Regions from separate parts of the Homo sapiens genome. Here region 2 is linked to region 1. The links are chromatin contacts, found by Hi-C or POLR2A ChIA-PET in ENCODE. All regions are on one chromosome and are shown on one strand. The core of a region is the stretch at or near the end of the contact, and the rest is flanking DNA. Distances in the headings are between cores, read along the strand shown.

Evidence for each region. Hi-C counts contacts between places; a loop is a spot of excess contacts on that map. ChIA-PET counts read pairs that join two places held with the same protein, here RNA polymerase II (POLR2A). Pooled maps may share reads with other maps.
Region 2: a loop to region 1 is called in a pooled map, with 4 times the contacts of the local background. The contact joins two enhancer-like sites. A Hi-C loop is called at or near these places in 1 of 37 single-sample maps with no recorded cell type and 2 of 50 pooled maps. POLR2A ChIA-PET finds 5 or more read pairs at or near these places in 2 of 52 experiments (GM10248 and naive thymus-derived CD4-positive, alpha-beta T cell).

What each region holds. Positions count from the first base shown.
Region 1 is chr20:19,942,154-19,947,634 of GRCh38, forward strand. The region is part of intron 4 of RIN2 (Ras and Rab interactor 2); the gene reads left to right. Among named protein-coding and RNA genes, the nearest start is that of NAA20, 72 kb to the right of the region's middle. Within about 2 kb of position 3,083, at least 8 of the 41 ENCODE cell types and tissues checked have a DNase peak (open chromatin) inside an H3K27ac peak, as active enhancers do.
Region 2 is chr20:20,331,162-20,336,724 of GRCh38, forward strand. All of the region lies in intron 25 of CFAP61 (cilia and flagella associated protein 61), which reads left to right. Among named protein-coding and RNA genes, the nearest start is that of INSM1, 34 kb to the right of the region's middle. RefSeq lists a silencer at 3,386-3,585. Within about 2 kb of position 3,435, at least 4 of the 41 ENCODE cell types and tissues checked have a DNase peak (open chromatin) inside an H3K27ac peak, as active enhancers do.

The DNA.
Region 1 (5,481 bases), core at 1,833-4,332:
TTTACCAAAATACCATGAGAGTGGAGCCTGAAGATTTACACAACCTAAGGAGGGAAAAAATTGTAAACAAGTGAGTATCATGTAACGAAATGGGACATAATAGAATACGTCAGATGAACAGAGGAGGACAGCAGATGTCCCAAGAACCTCAGGTGGGAAGCAGGTAATTCTAGGTCAGAGGTACATCAATTTCATTAACGAATAAGAAGTGTAAGATAAAAAATGCCCTAAAGAGCTGTTCAGTCTATCTTGACTGGTGATATCTGTTATCTTTGGGAAGTTTTTTAAAAGAAACATTTAAGATTTCTTTTTTTGATAGCCAAAAGTAAAACGTGTACATGGTGGAAAAAGCACAATGCAGAAAATAAAAATAAACAACACCCTGACCCCGACCCCACCCCCACTCCAAGATAGAATCATTTTTGATTGTTTGTTGGGTTGGCTGATTTAATTCTTTGCTTTGATGTGTATCCTTCTGATGTTTTTGCATGACAATCCATTTAAATGGTAGATCATGCATGATTTTTCACTGACCTACAAGGTGTTTTTGATCATCCTAGAAATGCAGTTTCCTAGAAATTGATTCTGTTTTTGTTGACGGGTAGCACCTTCCAATGTAGTGGCTAGCTTATCTGTTTACAGTAAACCTTGGCCACACAATGTCACCAGCAGCATACTCCAGAGTTGGAGCTATTTTGACCTTGGCCACACAATGTCACCAGCAGCATACTCCAGAATTGGAGCTATTTTGTGCTCTGTAGGCTTTGCATTGCTGCTATATTGGCAATTGGTTCTGCCATAAAATATCTGCTTAGTTAGAATTCATCTGCTAGGAAATAACACCAGTGTAACCCAGAGCAATTAAATACTAGAAACTGCCAATCCATGGAACACTTGCCTTTCCGTGAAGCAGGGTGCATGCCCCGGGCTTGAAGGGCATCGGGACCAAGACTGGAGCCCGCCTGGCTCCTTCTTCTGCCTGTTTTCAGCTCCAAGGGCAACCAGGACAACAGGTTCTTTGTTCCTCTTTCTTATTTTTACAGGAACAAATGAAAGCCTCTGCCAGCATTCGCTCTGTATCTGGCCTTCTCATCTCTAGCTGGAGAGTCAACCAGAGGAAGTTCCTGGGCAAAACAGCTACCACTTTTTCTTACCTCCCGAAATGGCAGCGTCTCCCTGGAGGCAGACATGAGCTTTTGTTCCCATTTCTGTGTCCTCTTCTGCTGGGCCTCAGTTGATAGAACTTAAAAATTACCAAAGGCCCTAAAGGTTTTTCAGAATAGTCCTACTGTGACATGCTCTTACAAATCTTTTTTGAGGAAGTTGGGGCTCCACCCTCAAAAAGCAGCAGCCCTTCGCCATGGAGGAATAAAATCTGTAACCCCAAATATGCTAGTGATTCTTTTTCCTTTTAGAGTTTAATGGGACAAAAAAAGGCCTTGAGGAATTAAGTATGAACTTGCTTGCTCTAGGGAAACTCCCTAAGTCGGAAAACTGGACCTAGGACCAGTTTTATCAATTTCTAGCATTTTGATCTCAAATAAGGAGATAAACTGGATGGCCTCTGATAGCCCTTAAAACTTGGCTAAATATGCAGGGGTCCTTCTAAGACAATCCATTTCCCCATGCCTCTCTGCCCACCACTCTTCCCATGCTGGGTGGTGGGTAAAAGGTTTCTTCTGCTCACCTGGCAATTTCCATGCTGTCAACTGTGTTAGCCAGGCCAGGGTCCTGCCGTGTCCAGAATAATGGATTGGGGTTTCCCTTCTTCTCCAGACTAATAGAATATTACAGAGACATGTTTAATTCCATTTCAATATCCTTTTTTTTTTTTTTTTTTTTTTTTTTTACCTATAACTAGACTCAAGTTCTGAACTTCAAAATTCTAAAGAAATATTTTTATGTCTGAAGGTGTTAAGAAATCATTGGATATCAACTTCTATGTATTTTTGAAGTTGAAGTTTTTCTGGGAATTTTTTGTTTGCTCTGTGTGTGTGTATGTCTTTAACACAAATTGGAATTTGTCCTGTGCCAAAGATTTTTAGTTGATAGATATCTTCAGTATGGGCCATTATTTTCTGTCTCTCTACATAAGGGGCCTCTGGTACTAATATTCTTCCACAAGTTGTTGATCCCAGACCCACCACCTCTCTTCTCCCAACCCCGCTAAGTCCTGGCTTCATCTCCCACCTATCCAGGCATCTTGGCTGCAGCTTGGCATTTGAGGTGTATATTTGTGTTCCTTTTGATACATGGTCAAGGATCTACTGCCCCAAGATCAGGACCATGGTGGGCACAAGACTCTTGACTTCTGTCTCATCCTTGATTCATAAGATGACCCCTGCATTGGCCTCTTGTAGCTAGAAGCCTGGGCCCTCCGGCAATGCCACATCCCAGGGTGTATCTTTCTTGCCATTGCAGCTGGTTAAGACAACAGCCTGGAAAAAGATTTTAGTCTGGCATGCAGCTGAAGGGAAGCTCCTGGAGAAGCATGATATACATGGAAATTTTAACACAAAAATATCAAGAGAAGTGGCTTTTTTTTTTCTTTTTCCATCTGAAAGTTGAGGATGGCAATACCAGAGTCCAGGTTGAGCCTAGACACTAATGGTAGATGGAGAACTCTCCTGCTTCCAGGACCTGCTGGAAGCTGGCCTGTAGAAGCTTTGGGGTTTTGCTTTCTCCCAGGTCACATGAAATGCTGCCAAAACAAGCTCCAGAGTTGTGTTAATACCACAGGATTTGTCAGTCCTAGAATGGAAACACATTGCCTTGCTTTCTTTTTGTGACTATCCAAAAATTAGAAGACGGTAAGAAGTCATCCTGAAAACTCCCATGGAGCGGAACCATTACTCATAGTTTCAAAGACAGTCCAGGCACTTAGAATCAGAAGTTCTTTTCAGGTTCTGTTTATTTGTTTTGCTAACAGATTCCTTTTTTCAGCAAGAATCCATTTTTAGACACAGGGAAACTGAGATTAAACAGTGCATGGTAATGGGTGCAGGCCTCACAGTGATGAAGGGGCAGTGCTGAGGCTCTGATTCAAGTCTGACTTGGAGTCCTCTTTCCACCTAACCGCTGAAGATTAGGAGGCTGAGGGAGACTAGAATCAGGGTTGATTCCATTGAAACTATGACATGCCTTACCAAAAATAGCATTGTGATTTCAGTGCACTCACATGGGCAGGAGGTGGGTGGCTTTGATTCCGGATAAATTGATGACTGAATGTGAAAGCCCCTGAAGCTGTGTGTGGGGTTCCCACTGGGGTTTCTTCAGACCTCATGCACTGCACCTGCCTTTATCCAAGAGCACTTTCCTGCCAGGACTGTCTACCCTCTACTTTCTCCTGCACTCAGCAGGCCACTTTTGTTGGAATCCTAAATCTCATTCTCCGTGCTGGAATAAAGCATTCTGTATTTGGAGACCTTGGATGGAGCACTGGTCTCCAATGTCTGGTATTGGTGGGCATAGAATTATTGTAATTCTACACTAAAGCTCATCACTGACTTTTCTTTTTATCTTTCTTATCATTTTTTTTTTCACTATGTAGACTGCAGGAACATCATTGACTTTTACAACCAAAGCCACTCAAAGCCCACTCCTTGCTAGTTGACTTGAGCTTAGAAGGGGTGTCCATGGGAGAAATTAATGAGCAATAAGGAAGGATTTGTTTTTCTGGAAGGATTGGAGCTGCCTCCTTTTCTTGCCCCAGAGATGGCCAAAGGCCAGGTGGCTCTTGGTAGCTGTGGTGATTTTTGCCGCCCATTTCCTGATAAGCACAGAAACAAGAACGCTTTGTCTCCTGAGGCTGGAGCTGAGCAGCGGATTCTATTTGTTAGGGGGCCTCAGAAAGAAACTGCCCAGTGCCCCTAAGAATATTTCTCCCTGCCCGCTAAGCTCCTCCTCTTCCGTAAACCTTGCTGTCTGCAGATCACCTCCTCCTCAGGCCCCTGGTCATGCCTAAAGCAGACCTTTTATTAATTCCTGCACAGGGCTAGGCCTGAATATGGGCTGGGGATGAGGCCAGGCTAGTAAGGGAGAGAAGTCTGACCAGAGTGGAATGGGGTAGGGGCCCTGGAGGTGTGGGGACAGTAGGGAAGGAATGTGATGGGCCACAGATTACTTGCAGCTGAAAGAGATAAGGGATGAGGATTTGAACCCAGTTTGACAGGTAGGTAGGTAGGAGCCAGATATGGCAGGAGACATTCCAAGTAGCTTGAACTCAGTAATGAGGAAGCTGAGCAACAGCATGTAGATGTATCTACAGGATGATCTTCCCAGGCCGGCGCCGGGGTTCACACCTGGAATCCCAGCACCACTTTGAGAGGCCAAGGTGGGAGGATTGATTGAGACCAGGAGTTCGAGACCAGCATGGCCAACATGGCGAAACCCCGTCTCTACTAAAAATGCACATATTAGTCTGGCATGGTGGCGCTTGCCTAGCTGCTCGGGAGGTTGAGGCACAAGAATTGTCTGAACCTGGGAGACAGAGGTTGCAGTAAGCCGAGATTGTGTCACCACTGCACTCCAGCCCTGGGTGACAGAGCAAGATTCTATCTCAAAAAAAAAAAAAAAAAAAAGGGAAAAGCAAATTCAGCTGGGTGCGGTGGCTCACACCTATAATCCCAGCACTTTGGGAGGCCGAGGTGGGTGGATCACCTGATGTCAGGAGTTCGAGACCAGCCTGGCCAACATAGCAAAACTCTGTCTCTACTAAAAATACAAAAATTAGCTGGACGTGGTGGCGCACGCCTAAAGTCCCAGCTACTCAGGAGGCTGAGGCGGGAGAATTGCTCGAACCCAGGAGGTGGAGGTTGCAGTGAGCCGAGATCGTACCACTGCACTCCAGCCTGGGTGTCAGACTGTCTTAAAAAAAAAAAAAAAAAGCAAATTCAGTATCTTTACCATAATTAGGAAACACACTGAATACATATAACCATTAAAATAAGTAATGGCCATTAAAATTAAAACCATGCCTCCATGGATTACCTTGATGTATCCATCACTTTTTGGGAAACATTGTCAGTTTCTAACAACATTGAGATATTACAAAATATCAAAATTGGGCTAGGCATGGTGGCTTGTGCCTGTAGCCCCAGCTACTCAGGAAGCTGAGGCTGAGGCAGGAGGATCACTTAAGGCCAGGAGTTTGAGACCAGCCTGGGAAACACAGCAAGACCCCATCTCTAAAAAAGTATTTTTTAAAATTAAAAATTTAAATATCAAAATTAACCTACACTTTTCCACCATTAGAGCTTTATTTTGTTTTTGAGTTTTCCACTTAGTAGCAAAACTACAGTTCTTTATGTTTGGGAGACAAACAAGGTAATGAATCTTAAACCATAATTTAGTCAGAGTCAAAAGTAATATGGAACCTGAGTTCTGCTTTTGTTGTTGTTTTTGTTTATTGATAAGAACTTATCACATGATAATTAGCCCATTGTCTTCATTCTGTAACCACTTATTAAACACTTACCATGT
Region 2 (5,563 bases), core at 2,185-4,684, 390 kb after region 1:
TCCTACTGTAAGGAAGAATTGTCCCTTCTCCTCCGTTTATTTACTCATTCATTCATCTTTATCATTGTGGACTTAAGGATTCCTGCACTCTTCTGTGGGTTGTAATCCATTACCCTCTTATTGTGTTTTGGTGAGATATGAACTAGGAATATGTTAGTTAAATTTTCATGCTTGATTTTTGGAAACCACAACCCTGAAATCCTAAGAGTGACAAAAAAAAGTGAAGAAACAGTTTGTGGTTTATTATTCTCTCTGTAAAAGCTTTAGAAAAAAAAAAAAAGGAACACATTAATTAGAAAAGCCTATTTGCTGAAAGAGAATTATTTTTAACATGTATTCATTATTTATTTTTAAAATTATTTTAAACACATTTCAAACATGGTGTGTGTGTTCTGTCCTGGTCAATGATATTTCTACTGAGCACTTGTTCAGAATTTAAAGAGCCATTACTTTAACCAAAGGAATAATAAGGGAGTGAAATATCTTGCTCTATGGAGTTTGCTAGTTCTTGCAGCCTCAGCCTCACAAAAGGTCATTCTCTCTTGCTCCTTTGTCCCCCTGACTCGTGGGGGTTTATATGTGCACATATACACTTTTTTTTTTCTTTTCCTACAGAAAATAGATAGGAAATGGGCATGATTGTGAGTGAGGCTGAGTGGCCGCCTGGCCTAATGCTGGCCTGGGCTCTCTGCAGCCTAATTAAAGGAAAATGGTTGTGCTCTCTATGAAGAGAGAAGCAGAATGAGAGCAGACAGGCACAGGAAGGGAAGCTGAAGCACTAAGAGCTTCCCCTTTTCTGCAGAATTAAATGCTAACCTTGCCTCATACTATTAGTGCTGAACTTATATAACAAATCAATGTAAATAGCTGGCCAACTTCCAGGGCACTAGATTTATTGTGCAAATTCAATTAGTGCAGCCCCTAAGAAACCAGCAATGTGCAAACAAATACTGTAGATGGACTAAAAGGGAAGAGGCAGAGCACTAAGACTCAGTCCTGTACCCTGACGGCAGACATTGCTGTAAGGCACTGCCAAACCCAGCTTCCCACCATGGCAAAGTGTGTGAATGACCCGCGGCTGTGCTTTCAGGATAAACTTAAATAGAAACAAAATTCTTAAGTGTCTAAACATTATGCTATTTCTACAAGAAAACTGGTTCGCTCTGGCAAGTAAGACCAAAAGTCAGACAGGTCAGAAGAAAATTCAGCCTGCTTGGGCTTTAGAATGCCTGGGCCTTAATTCCGGGGCCACTTTTCCCAACTGCCATCTCAATATGTTCAGTGAACAACTGGTTTAACTATTTTGATTTACTTGGCTCACCCAGTGTAGTAAGCAGGCAAAACAGCAAAGAAATAACTCCATTTGGACAGTTTGCATTTAATTTTCATCAATTCAGACACAAAAAAAGTAAGGCCTCAGTTTAACAATTTCCATGCAATTTTTATTTGTTTCCACAGAATTCTTTTTTAAATTAAAAAAGGTCTCACTTTGTTGCCCAGGCTTGAGTTCTGTGGCATGATCATAGCTCACTACAGCCTCAAACTCGGGCTCAAGTGATCCTCCTGCCTCTGCCTCCCAAATAGCTAGGACTACAGGCACGCACCACCACGTCCAGCTAATTTTTATTTTTTAATTTTTGTAGAGACAAGCGTCTCCCTATGTTGCCCAGACTGGTCTCAAGCTCCTGTCCTCAATCCTCCCACTTCAGCTTCCCACAGCACTGAGATTACAGGCATGAGCCAATGTACCTGGCCCATTTCCACATAATTCTTTAGTGAAAGACAAAACTTCAAGAAAGCTAGTTACGATGTCCTCTTACCTTTATTGCTCTATAAAATGGCAGGCAAATTAATTTATGCAGTACTTTCAAATGGAGGAAAAGCATTCCCTGAGGAGAAAAACTGCAGTTATGCCAAAGAAAGACTTTCTTTGAATTAAGCAGCAAACAAAAAAGTATTTTAATATTTTAGTTTCTAATTCACACCAGAAAGGATGTGAAGCAGCCTACACAAACATATGCAATAGGATAATTAAGAACAATAGCAGTAATAATCATTGATACGGAGCCTCTCCCCTGTGCCAGGCATAATGCCACATCTTTTACCTGGAGTGTCTCCTTGAATTCGGATAGTAACTCTTGGAACAAAGGACCATCATTATCCCCGTTTTACAGCTAAGAAGACTGAGACTAAGAGAGACTAACGCTAACTAGCTCCAGATTACATAAGCTGACAAGTGGCAGAGCTGGGGTAAAAAGAAAAAGGACATTAGTAAATGGGAAACTGAGGCCAGGTCAGCAACACGAATCTGAGCTGAGATGGAGAGACCACCAACGCAAGCATCGGTCTTTGTTTAGTCAACTTGCATCCTGAGAATGGATCACCAACTCAGCCCATATGTGTGGCTTCCCACTCCTTAGAGATCAGAGCAAGGAGAGAAATGTTAGCACTGGCTAGATTCGTAATTCATGAATTAACATATTCCATCTTCTAAGCTGTTCCCGGGCTGAGTGTCTGGGATTCAGAAAAACAAATGGACAGCAGACAGATCCTTCAGGTAATTCTTCAACATTCTGAAAACTAAGACTCTGGTTGCAAGGGTGGCAGGGAATTTCTGGTCCCGTCCAGAGCAAATGTGACCTGATGAAGGCACAGAAGGTCAGATTCCATGTTCTTATAGACATCAAAGGACCTAAAGGAAAACTTGTGCTTGCAAGAGAGCTCAGCCTCCCTCCCTCGTCAGGGGAGGTCGTGGGGCCTGTGGGCTGGTCAGGATTTCCCTCCGAGACAGCTCTGGGTGTTCAGCTCACAGACAACACACATCATGCTGGTCCCAGTGGCCTCCAGCAGAGGCAAACCATGCACTTGGAGCAGAGAAAGCCTTGCAAAGCAGTGCCTCCCAGCACCAGTGCTGCCAGGCAAGGGAGCCCAGGGTGTGGGAGGCACCTAGTTTTAAGCAATGTTAACTTCTTCTTTTTTTTTTGAGACAAAGTCTCGCTCTGTCGCCCAGGCTAGAGAGCAGTGGCACAATCTCAGCTCACTGCAACCTCTGCCTCCCGGATTCAAGCAATTCTCCTGCCTCAGCCTCCCAAGTAGCTGGTACTACAGGCATGCACCACCACACCCTGCTAATTTTTGTATTTTTTGTAGAGACGGGGTTTCGCCATCTTGGCCAGGCTGGTCTCGAACTCCTGACCTCAAGTGATCCGCCTGCCTCGGCCTCCCAAAGTGCTGGCATTACAGGCATAAGCCGCTGTGTGTGGCCATAGTGTTAGCCTCTGAATTCCCAGGTAAACCAGGATCATTGGCAAAACAGTGCTCTGTAGCATTAAGAGAGAGGAATTTTACAAGCCATTCAGAAAATAGCTGATTTCTGCTGAAAATTAGAATTTCAGTCTTAGTGCCAATGAATTGTAAGCCGTTTTTCTGCAGAGCAGGAAACATCTGAGGCCAGCTCTGCATTGTGACAATGAGACCACAGCCAAATTATATTTCGAGGCTGCTGCTCTTTCGGTTATGTAAATCATAGCATGTGACAATTACAACTGGTCATCAAAGAACTAGTTGGTTTTGCTTTCAAAATCATTAATCTTACCTTTCTAGATCTGCCTCAAAGCAATCAAAAAATTGACTAGATACGGATTCTTGCAAACTCAGGCTGAACTCAAGGAAATATTCAGTCCGATTTCCATCTCAGTCTTTGGGATTTTTTGTTGCAGGGCATCAGGGCTGTGTCTGCTCGTGTCATGGGGTCTCATTTCCAAGCAAACCCAGGAATAACTAGAAATACTTACTTGTTCCTATTCTTATTTTTGAAAATTGTACTGAAATGCATGAATTTACATTCTTTCATGAGTAGAATAAAATGATCATAACCCTACCTGACAGTGTGAATGCAAATTGTGCCTGTTCTCTGCAGTTAAGCCAGGTCGGGCCAGATGGGAACATGTAGGACTCTGAGGATACAGGGAGTTTCCCACTGGCTTGGAGGTAGAAGTCACACATGGAAAATATTCTGTGGGTTTTTTTCCCCAGAGTGTTCGGTTTTGGAGTAGTTGGAGTCTAGAGTGATAAACATGTTCTAGCTCTGGAAACCTCAACCAAAAACATCTCCCAATTTTCATAAATTTAAGAAAAGATTTTTGTTAAAAGTAGATGCTGTAGAGTCTTCGGGGTATCACAGCTGATAAAACATCCATTCTCTCTTTCCCCTTCAGGAACAGAATTCTGATTTATAAGGAAGTACATCATATCTAAAATAAATGACAGTGGTTCCCAGCCTCCCATGCAACCAAGAAAGCCATATGGCCAACTATTGGCCAATAAGATATAAATGGAAGTGCTTTGTGAAACTTCCAGGAACTCTCCTTAGAAGAAAGGAGATGAGTCCTCTTTTTCCCATACTTCATCCCAGAACATATATGTGATGGCTGGAGCTCAGCAGCCATTTTGAATCATGAGGCCAAGGCCCCTATGAATGTACTCTGCTCTGATGTCCATGGAACCACCCTGGCAGCCCTAGACTCCCCATCTAGACCTTCTCTACCTGAAAAAAGTACACTTCTGCCTTTTGAAAGCCACAGTTACTTTGAAACTTTCTGTAATTTCAATCATATCTAATCCTAGCTAATGTAGGGGATACTTGGGAAACTGGGGTGATTAAGAGAGTTGCTAGAAAGACTCGGGAAAAAGCATAAGGAAATAAGATTTGGTTGCACAGTTGTTCAGAGCATGGGTTACACAGAACTATGGGTAGGACCTAGTTCAGCCACTTATTAACTCTGTGACCTTGGGCAACTCATTTAAGCTCTCTGAATCTATGTCTTCATCTGTAAAATGGGCCAGCATGTCCCACTTTCTAGGATTAGAATTAGGATGAAATGAGATAATGCACAGAAATGGTGTGCAACAGAGTCTGTGGGTTTGTGTCCCCAGATGAATCTAAGTGTGCCTCCAGCATGAAGCTATAATAGAACAGGATGCCTCCCAGAGTGTAGCAAGCACCCACCAGGTGGTATGCAGGATAGCTCAGGCAGCACAGCCACATCTTACTAATGATGGATTTGTTCCAACAGGAATTAGAATAAAACATAACGAGCACATCAAACCTGTGATTTCATAGGTATCATTACTTAGGACAAGACAAAAGTAATTATTTCAGTTTTTTTAAAGACAAATCAATGTAAAGAAAATTTTGGGCCAGGCCTGGTGCCTGTAATTCTAGCTACTTGGGAGGATTACTTGAGGCTAGGAGTTTGAGACCAACCTGGGCAACATGGCAAGACCCCGTTTCTGAAAGATTCCAAATAGAAAATTAGGCAGGTGTGATGGTGTGCACCTATAGTCCCAGCTATTTGAGAGGCTGAGGCAGGAGGATCACTTAAGCCCAGGAGTTTGAGGCTGCAGCGAGCTATGACTGTGCCACTGTATTCCAGCCTGGGTGACAAAGCAACAACCTGTCTCTAAAAAAAAAAAAAAATTTTAAGAAAATTTGGAAGTATTCAGTAATGTAGTCACACAGAAAACGATTGATTCCCAAGTGACTGAAGTTTGGCAAACACTA